Linked DNA regions of Homo sapiens: regions 2 and 3 are each linked to region 1. A link is a contact called in ENCODE Hi-C or POLR2A ChIA-PET data. All regions are on one chromosome and are shown on one strand. The core of a region is the stretch at or near the end of the contact, and the rest is flanking DNA. Distances in the headings are between cores, read along the strand shown.

Region 1 (3,980 bases), core at 838-3,337:
GACAGACTGGATTAAGAAAATGTGGCACATATACACCATGGAATACTATGCAGCCATAAAAAAGGATGAGTTCATGTCCTTTGCAGGGAAGTGGATGAAACTGGAAACCATCATTCTCAGCAAACTATCGCAAGGACAAAAAACCAAACACCGCATGTTCTCACTCATAGGTGGGAATTGAACAATGAGAACACTTGGACACAGGAAGGGGAACATCACACACCAGGGACTTTTGTGGGGTGGGAGGAGGGGGGAGGGATAGCATTAGGAGCTATACCTAATGCTAAATGACGAGTTAATGGGTGCAGCACACCAACATGGCAGATGTATACATATGTAACAAACCTGCACATTGTGCACATGTACCCTAAAACTTAAAGTATAATAATAATAAAATAAAAAATGTGTTTTATGTATTCACATATTTATATACACCCTAATAATCCTTAAAATTACAAGGAAGTCTATTAAAATTATAATAGCATGTTAAGAAATATTATCCAAAACTTGGAAAAATAGACAAGATTCACTGAATGGCCTTTCAATGCATTTTGGAACACAGTCTAGCAAGTCCATTCCATGGTTATCTCATTCTCTAAGGGAATGTTCCTTTGTTGAACTTGTTTACTATTGATTGGGGGCTAGACTCTGTGAAGCTACATAAGAACATGTAGATTTTCTTTTCTAGTAAAGAATCAAATTATTTCTGTCCTGTAGGAAGGCAACCTCAAAGGTTACAGTTTTATTACCTGTAAGATATTAACCGGTTTTTTACCTAAACTAGCAACCTTCGTCATTGTGCTGGCATGCCTATATGCTCAGTCTCTCAAATTCACTTTCATCCAGTTTTATCATTTTGCTGGTTCCCTCATTGTCGAGTTAAATAAATCTTTGACATTTGCTTACTTAAGATTTGTATGAGAATCAAGTTTTTAATACAGTATTTAAAAAATACTTTGGCAATGGCCATATATAGCTGGTAGGTTTACAGGAGATTTTGATTTTCTTTTTATATTCTTCTGTATTTGTCGAATGTCCATTAAAGGACATGTTTTACTTTTATAAAAAGAAAGCACAAAAATGTCTGTATGTATATACACATGCATTCTATATTAATTTCTCAGGCTGTACTTTCCCTAACTCTATACCCAGTAACAGGCCAACCTCCCGAAGATGCATAAAGACACCTTTGCCGTTGACCAGGCAGACCCTGCATCCACAGGACATAGAGAGAAAGGTGCTCCCTGAACACTGATCTGGATAAGCATTGCTGGGTCAGTGCAGAGGCGTCCATTTCCCCAGTCTGCCGAGCTGGCCTAAAGCTGAGGACCTCTTAGTGGGAGCTGAGGACATGTGCCTGAAGAGGCAAGCCCTTGACTGATGGAAATTGGAGTCTGAGTTCCATGTGGGGGACTGGGAAGCACAGCAAGGTCTGAAATGGGAGACCCAGGGAAGGGCAGAGAGGACCAAAGGAGGAAGGGGGTCTACAGTGTGGGAAACAGCCTGGACGCAACAGCCGGGGGAGGAGGCCTGCTCTGGCCCCAGTGGCCCCTTGTAAGCAGGAAAGGCAGCTGGCTAGACCTCTTCTGTGTTATTCACTCTGATTTTATCCTTTATCTTCCCCTCCCAACCTCACCTCCTTTCTAACCCCAAAGCCATGCAGCTAATATGACTAAGATTGCTGGGCGTTTGCTTGGAAATGCAAATGAGAATTTCTGGTAGTTTCCTAGTTTCCTTGATCTCCTTTGTCAAGTTTATTGAGGGGAAAGGACTCTCGGTTAAAAAAAAAAAAAAAAGAAAATCCAGATTTTGAACACCAGCTCTCTTTAATGCCAACTTCCTGAGGAGCTGCCCAGCTCTGTAACAACCTGGAACAGAGGCGCCATCACAGACTTGGCTCTGACGGGCGGCACAGCAAGAAGCCTTGCTCGCGTGTGGGACGTGCCCGTTCTGGCCTGGAGAGAGGGCCCAGAGACACCACCTCGCCACCGCCACCTGATTACTCATTGTCACCAATGAGATGACAAGAACTGATGACGCATTTCCCTTTTGCTGCACTCTGACACCTCAGAGACCACAGCAGAGAAAAAGCTGCTTTTGTAAAACTGGAACATGAACTACGCGGACGCCCCAGAGGAGGTCTCTGCTGCCCTCTGTTGCTGGCTTCTTAGTAACCCTAACCATTTTTAAGAATACAGTATTTGGTTTCAGTAACTTTATTACATGAAAAGTATGCTCGGAGGAAAAAATGTGTCAAATTTAATCAGTCGTGGGTACTATCAACATTTTAAATTGTTGCCAATCTAATAGAGGAAAATGGTATCTCATTGCTGTTTTAATTTTCATTTTAAAAATTCTAAGTGAGGCTCAAAATAGTTTATTTTTCCAGTTTCCTGCCAGTGGGTATACTTTTCTTTTTTTGTTTTTTTAATCTTTTTTTATTGATTTAGAAAAGTTTTTGCTGTAAATGCGTTTCTTTTTATACTAATGCTTTTCTCTGTTATATAGTCAAATTTATCAGTCTTTTCTTTATAACTTCCGGCTTTCATGTTCCTTAGGCTATGGATTTTTTTAAATGCATGCATATATTTAGTATAGTTTTTAGTATTTAAAACTTTAATCAATCTGGAATTTATTTTTATTGTAAAGTGGGAAATAGAAGTACAGCTTTATGTTTCTTTGTTTTTAAAATGGCTTGCAAGTTGTACCAATATTCTTCCTTAAATGCTCCATTTTATGGCTTACTTGAAGTGCATTTTTGCTTCTAATGAGACCTGACTTTCTGGCCTATTTCAGGACTTTACATTGTTCTGTTGGTCTGTTTTTCTCCTCCTGTATCAGTACCTATAATGTGTAACTACTAGACATGTATTAATGTAATAGAATACATTTCAATATTATATAGGGCTAGTTTCCCCTCTTGACTATTCTTATTATACATTTTTTATCTTTCTAGATAAACTTTAAAATCAAGTTTTTAAAAGACACTGTTGATGTTTTGATTGGGAATGTGTTATATTTAATTTATAAGAGAAAATTGATACTGTTATATTTTGTGTCCTTGTAGCTAAGGCTTATGTCTTTCCCTTTTAAAATTTGTCTTTTTTTAAAGTTCACCAATAGATTTTAAAAGTTCTTTTCATGTTGGCCCTGCACATATTTTTGTTGATTTTATCCCTAGAGTTATTTTTTGGTTGTTACTATAAACGGGAACTGTTATTCCATTGTATTTTCTGATTATTGCTTGAATACAGCATTTCCACAGCTGATCCTTTCCTAAAAGCTGACACTATGACAGCAGTTGGAAATTAAAAAGGAAAGCCATGGCAAAAGACAGTCACAGCTCCACTTGGCTGTTCTGTTCTTTCAGAAAACGTAGTGACCTCGTATGAGTACATCCCCTGAGGTAGGGTCAAAAGAAAGTCTGTTAGGACACCTAAGAGTTTCTTGGAGATGTCAGGATATCCACCGGGGTTCTGAAGTAAAGATGCTGTCATTATTTTAATATAAATGATCAATTATGAAGATATAGTTGATTGGTATAAAACCATTTTTAAAATCTATATTGCTGCATAGTCTTCAGACTTTTATTTTCATTGCCGTGGGGAAGTTTGTATGAATTAGAGGAGCTCCATGGTTTTCATCCTATAAGGGACTTCAGAAAAATAGCATGAAAGCAAAACTGTGGTAGGGTCAACACACGGTGCTCCTTTATTTGGTTTGAGGTGTAAGTTAATAAATCACCTTCTGATAAGCTGCTGACAGAATTTATTTGCACCAACTGTAGTAGGGCCACCTCCTCCATATAGACACTGAAGTCCACAGTGGTGTTTGTGCCGTCTTTGAAAAGGACTGTCATTCCAGCATTCATAACCGCCAGGGCATTTTGCTGATGTGAGGCCTGTCGGAAAGCTGAAGCAGACTCTCACTGGAATACAACAAGAACGACTTTCTTTTTTCTTCTTCGAGACGGAGTCTCG
Region 2 (4,039 bases), core at 810-3,309, 410 kb after region 1:
TTTTCCCAGATGTTCAGTTTTTACTAACGTCTTTAGCTATTCTCTGCATTCAAGTGATTGTATTTTTATGCAAATTATCTTTTGGGGCTAGTCTCTAGTTTGTGTGTCTGTGTGTGTGTGTGTGTGTATTTAAAGCCACACAGATACAGAATTTGACATGTTTTCTGCCACACAGATACAGATTTGACATGTTTTCTGTTCTGCTGCTCCATACAATAGGTTTTAACACAGCTTGAGCTTATTCCAAAACTCTAATTAGAAACTGCAGTATTTGCCTTGTCCAAATAGAAACCCATTCCCAAAGTTGATTTTTCCCCAGTTAAAATTCAACAAAGAATATCATACACAGATATTTTTAAACACGACAGTTACTAGATAAAACTGCCCTATCTAACAACACATTGCTTTCTGGTTAAGCAACACAATTTCATAAGGCCTATCAAATACTTTATCCAGACGGCCACTCTATTTTCAGGGTATTGGTTGTATTATTTGAAGTCTTTTTTTTTTTTCAGAGTGAAGAGATTTCTGACTTCCTGTCCTCTTCCCTGCTATATTACATACATCTGCTTAAACTCTGGAAAACAGTACCAGTCAAAGTGGTGCTGAAACCTTCCTTTAAGACAAACTAAAACGATGTTAAAAAGGTTACACGACCTTACTATTTCAAGTACTGGTATAAAACCACTTTCTCTGCACAGGTTCTAAAATTTCACAGTCGTTTGTCTTAAAGTCTGTCGGCTTGTGAGGGGGCTGGTACATATTTTAATATTTAAATTTCAAAAAATAAGCAATGAGACTGTGTTTGAAGTTCAAGGGTTTTCACTAGTTCTCAAGCTACAAACCCTGTAATATAGCCAAAAGAAAACGTACAGAAAGAATCTTTCACGAAAAGTGTCAGGTCTCCAAAACCCCGACATCTGCTAAAACCAGGATTGCGGGGGGGATGAGAAGCTCGTGAAGTTCAAAAACACACCAACCCCGCGGGAACACGAAACCTCCACTCGCGAAGACGCGACGCTTCCGCCGCATCCCCGCGCAGGTGAAGACTCGGCCCTTCAGCCCCGCGTGTGCGGCAGCATGATATTCAGAGTGCGCCGGCGTCCAGCGCGAGCGCATCCTACGACAACCCCGTCTCCCGCTGGGGTCCGCAGCCCGCGGACTCCGGGGTCCCCCCGCCCAAATGCGGCGGCGCGACCGCTTCGTCCCGCGGCCAGGGCGCTCCGCGTCTGCTCCGGCCACCCCAGCCCACCCGCGCAGCGCGGACGCCAACGCATCCCACTCCCGCTGGGCGCCAGGGGCGCGGGGTTCAGTGGGGCCGCGGCCCCCGCACCCGGCTGGGATCCGAGGGCGGGGTGGTCGCGGCTGACGTGGGCTTTGCGGCTCCGGGCCAGAGAGCAGCCTGGGGGACGGTGGGTCTCTTTCCGGCTTGGGAGGGAACGGGGGCGCCCGCGCGGGAGGACGGCAGGCGAGGGACGGCGGCCGCGGGCGATTCAGATCCGGGGCGGGCGGGTACACGTCGGAGCGCGGCGGCCACACGCTCGCCCGGGGAGCGCCACTGTGCGTCCCAGCCGGCGCCTCCTCCCGCTTGCCCGCGCCGGCTGGAGAAAGGAAGGACGGCGACCTTCGCGTCCGGTCCGCGCCACCAGCCCGCCTCGGCGCCGAGCGCGGGCCACACCCAGCGCTCCGGGAGGCGGCGGAGGCTGGGCGGCCCGGGCTGCGGAATGCTCGGCCCAGCCGAGTCTCCGTCCCGGCCGCGCAGGCCCCTCCGCGTCCGCCCGCGCCCTGCATCCCCAGCCGGCCCGGCGTGGAGGGGGTCCTGGGCTTACCTCTGTGTCGAGCGCCGGCTCCTCCGTCCCGGGCCGGAGCCGGGGCCCGGGGGCGCGGTCGCCAGGGGAGGCGCCGCGGCGGTGGCGGCCCCTGCGGCTCGGAGGGCGGGCCGAGCGGGAGCCGCTGCCTGGGCCGCGCGCCGTCCGGAGCTCGCCCCGCGCTGCCGGCGCTTGCAGCGGAGGGCGCAGCCAGCTCGGCCCCCGGACTGGATTCCTTCACTGACACAACTCCGGCTCGGCCGCCCCACGCAGGGACACTCCCGCCCCTCGCAGGCTGCCCCCGCCCGCCGACCCGCCCGCCTTCCCCTCGGTGTCACTCACCAGGAGCACACACCCCAGCCGGCGCCCCTCGCTCCCGCTCGCAAACACAGCGCTGCTCACGCCTCTCTCGGGTTTTGTATCCGCTCACACGCACGTTCTGACACAGATCTCGTCCCTCCACACGCCCTCCCTAGCTCCTTTCCCACCCCACTTTCTAGAAGAATCCCAGTACAGCTTCCGCACTTTGCTTGCTTGCTCCAGACCGACTTCCTCGCCTTTCCCCAAACCTCCACTTCACCGAAACTCCCCTTGTTAATGAAAGATTTTGTCACAATCCGCACGTGTTGCAAGAGAATCATCTTCTCCTACCCGAGAAAATGAACTTTGCTCCCTCAGCACTGTCTGCAAATACGAGATGTTTTTCCTTTTAGAAGGTAGTAATGCTTTCTGGAGAGGATCCAAGCTCAAAATGTAAGCAAAGATAGCCCATTCGAAAATGACCTGAAAAATCAGGCGCGGAAAAAGTGCTGGAGCTCGGGTCAGCCCTTGGAAACCCGACCAACCCGGGGTGTTCCGCCGCCTCCTCTGCGCTGCGGGTCTGCACACTGGGCTCCAAACGTGTGTGTAATAACCAAGTTACACATGGGCATCGTGGGCTTCAGCCGTGGGTTTCTGCCTGGGAGTACAGTAGTCGGGAGAGTAAAAGCAGTTTCTCAATCATTATTCATGATGGAAGCACTTTAGATAACACTCTTCTTCCAGAGGCAGTAGAGTGAAATGCAGGCAGCTCTCCAATTCAGGTTTTTATTTATTTATTTATTTATTTATTTATTTAGAAGGGTGACTTCTTAGCTTCCTTTTTTTTTTTTTTTTTTGGCAATACCAATAACTGTTTCTGAGTGGCTCCTTGGCTGTCAAGCTCCTTACAAATATCAGACCAGAGTTTGTTATGCTTCTCGAGCTCCAGACTCTAATGGGCCTCCGAGGGCACTGCAGAATCGTACATAATCCGATGTTCAGGAATTCATAATTTGAAATAAAATACAAACACCTTTCGGATAAAGTTCAAATCTGCTAACATAATGTGGCCCTGTTGACAACGCACTGCTGAAATAAAGAGAGGAGCTAAAACGAAAGGAATTCATTTTCTTATGTGACTTGGAGTGGTTCTTGCTACCTTATAGTCGCCTTGGATTGGTGTGTGGATAATATAATTTATTTAACAGACATTAGCAAGTGCTTTATAAGTACTAGCTCATTTAATCCTTGGAAGAACCCCATCAGGTAGGTACTACTTTTGTCCTGTTTTACAGATAAACTGAGGGCTGGGCCCAGTGGCTCACACCTGTAATCCCAACACTTTCGGAGACCGAGGTGGGCAAATCTCTTGAGCCCTGGAGATCAAGACCAGCCTGGGCAACATAGTGAAACTCCATCCCTCCAAAACAAAAAAACTAATAATAATAATTGGCCGGGCATGGTGGTGCACGCCTGTAGTCCCAGCTACTCAGGAGGCTGAGGTGGGAGGATTACCTGAACCAGGTAGGCTAAGGTTGCAGTGAGCCAGGATCACACCCCTGCGCTCTAGTGTGGGCAACAGAGCCAGAGCCTTTAAAAGAAAAGAAAGAAAGAAACTGAGGCACAGAGAGGTGAAATAAGTTGCCTAAGTTTTTAGCTAGTAAGTGGTAAAGGAAGAATTTGAACCTAGACCGTTGGACCCTGCCTGTGCTACAGAGAGGAAAGCTTGCTTCTAGAAGCCATACCACACATAAAGAACAAACATCCTATTGCTTATTAAATTTAGGTGTAATAAGTAACTTGTAGCCATTTGACTTGAAATTTGATGCACTTCTTAGGTCCTCTGGCTAAATAATTTATTTATGTTTTTGGGAGGTTTCCTCCATAATTAGAATTCCAAAATGAATAATAAACAACACTTTTCCTAGGAA
Region 3 (3,541 bases), core at 422-2,921, 500 kb before region 1:
CAGTTCGGTACCCAGTACAGTAAGCACATAGTACGCTCTCAATAAATATTGCCTTGTTCCTGAAGCCATAGACATTAGCCTCTGATGTCTGTGATGAGAATGGAGGGGCTGGTAAAGAAGAGAGAAAAGCAAAGTTGACTCAAGGTTCCAATCCTGAATTCCCAGAAGAGCACTATGGCCATTCCTTCAAATGGAAATTCAGGAGTAGGAGCTCCTGGAGAGAGCTGGGAAGATGAGCTCAGAAACATGCATGCTGAATGTGAGGTCCAAGGGCTAAACAGAGGTAGGATATCTAGCGGGATGTTAATGAGACAGGCTCAAGCAAGTCATTCATTGGCCCAGCAAATGTTTAACAAGCTCACAATATATCAGGTCAGGGGCTGAGGATATAAAGTTGAATGAAACAGGGTCTCTGCCCCCAGGAATTCAGAGATGAGTGGGCCAGAGATGGCAACTTTGGAGACGTTTTCATGGAGGAGCCCATGGCCTCTAGGTATGGCTAAAGGTGCCAAGAGGACAGCATGTGGCAGAGACAGAAGGGAAGCTGTCAGAGCAGTGGCAAATAGAAGTCCAAAGATAGCACATAGGTGCTCAGGACGTAAGAGTGAGTGATAAATAAACGAACAAATAAAAGGCCCCCATGCTTTTGTTCATGCTATTCCCTCTGCCCAGCACATCTTTCACCTGATTCTTTACCTAACATCTATTTGTCATTTCTAGAAGCCTCCTCTGATCCTTCAAATCTGGGCAAGGTACTCATTCTGCATGTTCCCATAACACCTATACTTCACAATGTGCACTTACCAGCTGGGGATGCCCTTCCCCGTCTATTTGTTTGTCTATCCCTCTAGCTTGTAAGCAACCTGAGGGCAAGGACTCTGTCTTTTTTTAACTCTGTATCTTCCTTTCCAGGTCCAGGCTGGTACTCAATACAAGGTTGCTGGATGGATGGATGGATGGACAGATGGATGGATGGATAGATGAATGGGTGGATAGATGGATGGATAGATGAATGGGTGGATAGATGGATAAATAGATAAACAGGAGGGTAGGCAGATGGTTGAACAGGTACATGGATAGAACAACGTAGAACTCTCACCCTTACCAAAGGTGTTGAATGAGAGTAAAATAAAAAATAAATAAAACTAATTAATTACAAATGGAAGAAAAAAAAGAGCTCTCACCTTGGGACCAATTTCTTCAGATGATTACACAGAGACTGAATATACCAGCTGCCTTCCTCCACATGCCGAAAGGATACATAGCCTGGGACAGTGGCCAGACCAAGTAGGAAGTCAGCCTCGGCAGGAATACTGTCCTGCAGGGAAGTGGGTGCCTGCTCAGGGTTCAGAGCATCTGCTTCGATGGATACGGAAGGCTGTATCTCTTCACCTTGGCAGGCCTGGATGAAAAAGAGTTTAGGTTTTTCAGCCAGTCTAGGGCACTGCAGGGCTGTGAAGTGAGACATGATCTCCCGAATGGGAATGAGGGCCTCATCCGAAGAGTAGACAGCTCCAAATCTCCCATGGGTCAGAATACAGAACACGAAGCAGTCCCCGTCGGCATGGGCTGGATTGCACTTCTGCTTCTGCAGGACCATCTCCATTTCCACTTTCGTCACATTATTGTGTATATGCACTGTGAACCCAAGCCACTGGAACACATGACTCAGGATCTCTGTTTAAAAACAAAAAAAAAAAAAAAAGAGAGAGAGAGAGAGAAAGGGGAAATAATAAAATGATGCAAAACAAAATGAAGAACTGAAACAAGGCCGGGCACAGTGGCTCACACCTATAATCTCAGCACTTTGGAAGGCCGAAGCAGGCGGATCACTTGAGGTCAGGAGTTTGAGAACAGTCTGGCCAGATGGCAAAACCCCATCTCTACTGAAAATACAAAAAATAGCCAGGTGTGGTGGCTCACGCCTGTAATCCCTGCTACTCGGGAGGCTGAGGCACGAGAATGGCTTGAGCCTGGGAGGCAGAGGTTGCAGTGAGCTGGGACTGCACCACTGCACTCCAGCCTGGGCAACAGAGCAAGACTCTGTCTCAAAGAAAAAAAAAACTGAAACAATGCTAATAGTTACAAAATTTGCACAGCAAATAGCCTAAAGCTTTGGATTATTTTTATTTTCATAACCATAAAATCTTACAATGAATCTCCTATCACGTAATACCCAGTGTTGTCACAACAGTCCTGAGAATCGGCAGTGGCCAGTGTTTCATCCTGTTTCACAGTTGAAGAAGCCAAGGTCTCTTGACTCTCCCATGATCACACACCTAGTTAGTGGTGGAGCTGGAGCTCACGCCCAAGTTGTCTCGTGCCAATCCAGCAGGCTCTCCCCCAGTACATGCTCTCCTCTATTCAGAATTGTGAATAGTCAAAGATTCTTGCCACTCTTTAGCAGACTGATGACTCCCCAGGGATATATAAGAGGCTCAGAAACATGATATCATCCTTACACGTATATGGAAGATAAAAGTCACAGAAAGAAAATGTGAAAATAAAAAATAATTTTAAGATCCCCAATTTGCATTTGATAAACTGTTCCAGACTTTCTTACCAGCATCTTTATGGGTTCCTTGTCTGTCCTTCAGGGAGGTAAAGCTGTGGTTGTTGACAATGACACAGAGGCCTCTGTGGTTCCGATTCATCCTGTACACAGCTGCCCTCTTGAAGAATAGATAGAGCCACTTAGTAGGAATCCTTATCTTAGGGCCTTAAATGTTTCTAACCAACCACTCCAATGGATCCACTGTGAGGAAGAGCAGGATGTATCTCCCCATGCCAGTTGTTTAAACCATGTTTTTGTTGTTGTTGTTATTTTGTTGTTGCTGTTGTTGTTGTTTTGAGATGGAGTCTCACTCTTGTTGCCCAGGCTGGAGTGAGTGACGCGATCTCGGCTCACTGCAACCTCTGCCTCCCGGATTCAAGGGATCCACCTGCCTCAGGTGCCCACCAACACCCCCAGATAATTTTTTTTTTTTTTTGAGACAGCATCTCGCTCTGTCACCCAGGCTGGAGTGCAATGGCGTGATCTCAGCTCACTGCAACCTCCACCTCCTGGGTTCAAGCGAGTCTTCTGCCTCAGCCTCCCGAGTAGCTGGGACTACAGGCGCCCGCCACCATGCCCAGGTAATTTTTGTATTTTTAGTAGAGACGGGGTTTCACTATGTTGGCCAGGATGGTCTTGATCTCTTGACCTTGTGATCCGCCCACCTCGTCCTCCCAAAGTGCTGGGATTACAGGCATGAGCCACCGCGCCCAGCCGATAATTTTTGTATTTTTGGTTGAGGTAGAGTTTCACCATGTTGGCCAGGCTGGTCTTGAACTCCTGACCTCAAGTGATTCGCCCACCTCAGCCTCCCAAAGTGCTAGGATTACAGGCATGAGCCACCATGCCTGTCCAAAACCATGTTTTTATACTCTAGTCTAAACCCCTTGGGGTATTTATGCCACATTATTTCTGAAGTCACATATTGAAAAACTGGGGATTCTGACTACTCTGCAACTCACTTTTACTGCACAATTGTGATCTGAA

What was found. A loop is a pair of places that touch in the nucleus more often than their neighbours do. ChIA-PET counts read pairs that join two places held with the same protein, here RNA polymerase II (POLR2A). Pooled maps may share reads with other maps.
Region 2: a loop to region 1 is called in a map with no recorded cell type, with 5 times the contacts of the local background. The contact joins the promoter of SPATS2L here to the enhancer-like site in region 1. A Hi-C loop is called at or near these places in 4 of 168 maps with a recorded cell type or tissue (OCI-LY7, chondrocyte, naive thymus-derived CD4-positive, alpha-beta T cell and 1 more), 5 of 37 single-sample maps with no recorded cell type and 15 of 50 pooled maps.
Region 3: a pooled map shows a loop between it and region 1 (3-fold over the local background). The contact joins two enhancer-like sites. A Hi-C loop is called at or near these places in 6 of 50 pooled maps. POLR2A ChIA-PET finds 5 or more read pairs at or near these places in 2 of 52 experiments (CD4-positive, alpha-beta T cell and OCI-LY7).

What each region holds. Positions count from the first base shown.
Region 1 is chr2:200,711,303-200,715,282 of GRCh38, reverse strand. It overlaps LINC01792 (long intergenic non-protein coding RNA 1792), which reads left to right. Exons shown (of 3, transcript NR_037886.1): 3 at 1,153-2,978. It also overlaps the pseudogene AOX3P-AOX2P and the pseudogene AOX3P. Among named protein-coding and RNA genes, the nearest start is that of LINC01792, 22 kb to the left of the region's middle. RefSeq lists an enhancer at 1,889-2,168. Within about 2 kb of position 2,087, at least 35 of the 41 ENCODE cell types and tissues checked have a DNase peak (open chromatin) inside an H3K27ac peak, as active enhancers do; they include OCI-LY7, where a contact is called at or near this core.
Region 2 is chr2:200,304,713-200,308,751 of GRCh38, reverse strand. It overlaps SPATS2L (spermatogenesis associated serine rich 2 like), which reads right to left and starts at 2,059. Exons shown (of 13, transcript NM_001100423.2): 1 at 1,830-2,059. RefSeq lists silencers at 1,095-1,424, 1,445-2,174 and an enhancer at 2,585-2,684.
Region 3 is chr2:201,207,206-201,210,746 of GRCh38, reverse strand. CASP10 (caspase 10) reads right to left here. Exons shown (of 10, transcript NM_032977.4): 8 at 2,564-2,672; 9 at 1,185-1,677. Among named protein-coding and RNA genes, the nearest start is that of CASP10, 26 kb to the right of the region's middle. RefSeq lists an enhancer at 1,713-1,762. Within about 2 kb of position 1,671, at least 4 of the 41 ENCODE cell types and tissues checked have a DNase peak (open chromatin) inside an H3K27ac peak, as active enhancers do.